Linked DNA regions of Homo sapiens: region 2 is linked to region 1. A link is an interaction called in ENCODE POLR2A ChIA-PET data of the cell type or tissue named here. Cell type or tissue: IMR-90. All regions are shown on one strand.

Evidence for each region. ChIA-PET counts read pairs that join two places held together with the same protein. Peaks named below come from ENCODE experiments on the same cell type or tissue, not always from the same donor. Only the 100,000 strongest peaks of a DNase experiment are listed, where the experiment ranks them.
Region 2: POLR2A ChIA-PET joins it to region 1 with 15 read pairs; 10 of 35 experiments call an interaction of 5 or more read pairs at or near these places.

What each region holds. Positions count from the first base shown.
Region 1 is chr2:30,491,930-30,494,429 of GRCh38, reverse strand. All of the region lies in intron 1 of LCLAT1 (lysocardiolipin acyltransferase 1), which reads right to left. Among named protein-coding and RNA genes, the nearest start is that of LCLAT1, 46 kb to the right of the region's middle. In IMR-90, no CTCF peak of the experiment used is centred here; no DNase peak of the experiment used is centred here.
Region 2 is chr2:30,243,817-30,246,316 of GRCh38, reverse strand. The region is part of intron 2 of LBH (LBH regulator of Wnt signaling pathway); the gene reads right to left. Among named protein-coding and RNA genes, the nearest start is that of LBH, 14 kb to the right of the region's middle. In IMR-90, no CTCF peak of the experiment used is centred here; no DNase peak of the experiment used is centred here; H3K27ac peaks cover 580 bases.

The sequences.
Region 1 (2,500 bases):
TAAAAGACAACACAGGGATTTCCAGCTATCGGGACCATGTGAAACAAGTCTTTCAAAAATAAGCCTAAAAGCCTCTGAAGAAAAAAGCTGTCGAAGTTCACACAAACTTGACTTTGTGGAAGAGTTCTGCTAAACTTCACCCACTGACTTCATATTATATATGAAACTATTTTGTTTTTGGTTTTGGTCTTTTTGTTTTTTGGTTTTAAGACAGGGTCTCACTCTGTCGCCCAGGCTGGAGTGCAGTGGCACAGTCATAGCTTACTGCAACCTCAAACTCCTGGAGTCAAGTGATCCTCCTGCCTCATCATCCTGAACAGCTGTGACAACAGGCACACACCATCATAACCTGGCCAATTATTTTTTTATTCTTCTATTTTATTTATTATTTATTTATTTTTAATTACTTAGTTGGTTATTTAGTTATTGGACTGACTGTAGAGATGGGAGGATCTCACTATGTTGACCAGGCTGGTCTTGAACGCCTGACCTCAAGAGATCCTACCACCTCGGCCTCTGAAATTGTTGGGTTATAGGCATGAGCCACTTCGCCCAGTCAAAACTATTTTTTAAATAACTAATGCCTCTATGTACTAAGAACTTTCATGACCACTACCTTATTTGATATTTCAATATTTTATCTTTATATTGGTATCATATTTAAGATATTCATCTGATTTGATAGCCCCCATTATTCTAGTCCATAAAGAAATAGAAAAAAGATCAGTGGTTGCTAGGGGTTAGGGAGAGAATGTGGCAGTAAAGGGATAGCACAAGGAGTTTTCTAGAGTGACAGAGCTGTTCTGTATCTTGACTACAGTTGGGGGTTACACAACTACACACATATTAACATTTACTGATGTATGCCAAAAGAAAAAAAGTCAGTTAAAAAAATTTAACTGCACTTCTTTAACAGCATGATCTAGAACATGCTTGGTATAACAATATTCCTCCCGGACTTCATTTGCTTTCAATGCCACAGTTTTTAGCTCATGAAATAAAATGACTTTGTAGAAATACTTCAGTCCTTTGATTGTTCAGTTTTTTATGTACATTCTCATGAAACAGTTGCCAATTTATTTTTAAAAACATCACTAAGTTATATTGATATATCAACATTTTAAAATCCAAGTTATAACAAAGTCAGACTTTACAAAAGTTACTGCCTTACAAATTTCCTTGAGTTTCACTATATGAAAGTCTACATTAAATAATAAGAAAGTCTACTTTAAGTCTCTGCTCACAACCATTTCAATCTTAGGAGGGAGGGAGACAAAATTTACTGAGTATCTACCTCCACATGTGTGCCTGACATTACTGCAACTGTCTTGCTTCACTAGACAATCTCACCACCCCTGGGAGGGAGGTGTCTTTCCAATTTTACAAAGAAAAAACATGGGGTTCAGCAGGTTAAACAATGTAGCCCACGGGTCTGGGCTAATAAGGTAGTGGTGCCAAAATAAGCCAGAGCTTTTTTAAAAAGGGCTAATTTTAGTGTGCCCCAAAAATAAGGGTATAAATTTACAGTACATGGAAATGTATAAATGAAATTCACAGAGTCAGTGCAAAATACTGATTTGTCATCTCTAAAAATAAACAACTGTCAAGTTATTTGCTATGTGATAAAAATTCTTCCAACCAAGAAATCTGAGATTATGCTAACAAGCCAATTTCATGCACTAGATTTTACTAGTAACAAAGAAAGCAAGCTCTTTCATATTGCTTATTACCAAGAACTAAAAATATCTAGCATTTTAGGTTAAGAACATAACTTATTAGTGATGTCCATCACATAAGCAGTAACTCAAGGATAAAGTATCATATACCCAAAGGTTTTTTTTTTTTTTCTTTTTTTTTCTGCCCCAACTCTTAACTTCTTAGAGTCCAAACTCCTACTGTTAAAATTCAAGGTCTTCTACAGTCTGGCCCCAAGTTAATTTTTGAAATTTCCTCTAACTATTCAGCTTCCTAACACTCTACTCAAGCCACAGCTGAATTCTTTCTATTGCCCAAGCTCAATTTATACCTCATGTCTAAGCATTTGCTCATATACCCGCTTTACTCCTCTCAAGGAAATTCAACCCCATCCTACAAGTCCAGCTCAGTTCTCTCCTCCTACAGTAACCCTACCCAAACTATCAGTTCAGAAAAGTCTCCTTCCTTCCCTAGAAGTATAAGACTTAACTATTCATAATGTACATAGTGTTATTGTGTTAAACTGATATTTATCTCACTTTTTTCATGTATGTCTTATTTCTACATGTCAGAGACCTGTTACGTCCATTCTTGTATCATCCTCACCTAGTGGGTAGCCAGAAAATGTGTATTTTTTAAAATTTTAGGCTACAAGTTAAATAAGATGGTACTTAAATATATGTATGGATACATACGACATGATACATAAATGCCTAATGTATGCTCAACCTAGACACAGTATTACAGTTTCCCTTTAGGAATAAAAACGTTTAAAACACACATTTTATCTTTTTTGCAATTAAAG
Region 2 (2,500 bases), 250 kb after region 1:
AGACCAAAAGGTTTGAGAATAGTTGGCCTGGAGAAATAATCCTCAGTAAGATGACTATGGGCCAGGTGCAGTGGCTCACGCCTATAATCCCAGCACTTTAGGAGGTAAGGCGGGCAGATCACTTGAGGTCAAGAGTTTGAGACCAGCCTGGCCAACATGGCAAAACCTCATTTCTACTAAAAACACAAAAATTAGCCAGGCGTGGTGGTGCACGCCTGTGATTCCAGCTACTTGGGAGGCTGAGGCATGAGAATCCCTTGAACCCGGAAGGCGGAGGTTGCAGTGAGCTGGGATGGCACCACTGCATCCTGGGTGACGGAGTGAGATTGTGTCTCAAGGGAAAAAAAAAAAAAAAAGACTATGTAAGTCAAGGTTGAAAAACAACATATTTTAAAACTGGTAAAGATTTGAGGGGAACATAAAAGGTGCCTTCTGATATCTGAAAGGCTGATAGGTAGGGAAAGAACAGGTTTTTGTTGTTGCTTTTGTTTTTTAAACTCCAACGGGCACATCTTAGGATTAGGATGGTGGATTTCATGTCATTATTCGACTTTTAAAAAACACAATAAGGATTAGTTCTCTCACTTATACACATGGAAATCAGGCCCAAATAGGTGATGTGAGTTGCCTGAGATGACATAGGTAGCAGCAAAGCCAAGATTAGAAACCAGTTATCCGGATTCTTAAGTCTGTAATCCCTCTGTGCTGAGAGGTTCTGGACTCTGTGTCACAGTGTCCAAAGAATATCTAGGTAACCCGATGTCAGGCTACTGTAGAGGACATTCCTTATCAAGGTGATAGGACCAAGCTCAAAGCTGCCCTCCCCTCTGAGGACCTACAGTGCCATCGCTTTGATTCTGAAGAAAGTGTACGTATCCATGGTTTCCGAACTTCTAGTGTAGTCCCCAGTGGAATTCTGAACAACTCTGTCTCCTTTCACATGTTCTAAAATCCCTGATATATTATACATATTGACATTTTAAAATAAAATATACATACCACTCTTTTAAATGTACTAAATGGATTACAAATACCATAAGAATTTGACGGCAACCATGACCTATTAAAAAACTCAAGAACAAGCTCTTAAGTCAAATCTTGTATTCTTACTTTCTCTATGTAAAACTGTATTTCCATTCTACTTCTCCACAGAATTTTTTCTTGATGTAATATATTTTTATGTTTGAAAGTTTTTAGTCATTAGCTTTTCATAATTCTCTACAATAAAAAGATGTATTTATGCATACAAAATGATATTTTAAAAAATGTCCTACTTTAAGGCTTTGTTAATTTACAAATTCTGGATTGGTTTATTGCAGCTATTAGTATATAACTGATCAACAAACATATCACAAATAATTATTAAACACAAAGGTAAATTTTTATTGAGGTTTCTTTTTTTTCTGTTTGTTTGAGACAGGGTCTCACTTTTACCCAGGCTGGAGTGCAGTGGTGCGATCTCAGCTCACTGCAGCCTCCACCTCCTGGGCTCAAGCGATCCTCCCACCCCAGCCCCTCAAGTAGCTGGGACTACGGGTGCACACCACCACGCCTGGCTAATTTTTTTTTGTATTTGTTGTAGAGATGGAGTTTCCCTATGTTGCCCAGGCTGGTCTCAAACTCCTGAGCTCAAGCAATCTGCCCACCTCAGCCTCTCAAAGTGCTGGGATTATAGGTGTGAGCCACGCGTCCAGCCTTAATGAAGGTTTCTTACTGCAATAGTGAGTTGAATTGCGACAGGTTCTCCTCTTGTAAAGGGGGAGAAGGGCAGTTTTGAAAGAAAGGTAGGACAAGGAAGCAGGTGAAGCTAGTCTTCAGGAAATGCAATTTGCAAAAAGCAAGAGAAGAAGGCTTAAGATGTGGAAATGGATTTCCTGAAAACCCTCCCTGCCATCATGTCCTTTGGAAAGTGTCTGTGAACCCCAGAGGCAGCTGTCCTCCCATTTTAACATTTTGTTAAAATGTGAAGTAGTATAAGCATTATTAAGAAGTAATTTGGCATACAAATCTCTAACACTCAACTGCCAATGAAAACAGTCAGGAAGGTTCCTGATGCTTCAACTGCCATACCCGAGGGGCACATGACCAAAGAGATACCCATTTTAGAGGATCCTAAAAGGATTGTGCTGTGGAATTTCACACTCATGTAAGCTGGTATGTGTCAGCCTTGTGATATCACCTTCATCATCCCTGTTATGTCCACATACATGTCTTAGTTTCCTCCACTCATTTATTTAAAACATACTTGTTTAAAAATCTACCACTACATAAATGGAAAACTAGTCTTACATTTTTCAAGCTGTCTGTATAGCACCTAAATGAACTTTGTAAACCATCAGGAGTATGTGGACCCTGCTAGAGCACTGGCCTGGGCTGTCTACGTGTTGCAAAGCACCTAGACCCTTGGAGAGTTGTTGGGTACGTGGCCCTTCGACACTGGGTCCAAGACTTCCATTATGTTAAGATCTACTTTTAAGAGTCCAGCCCAGGCCAGGCGCAG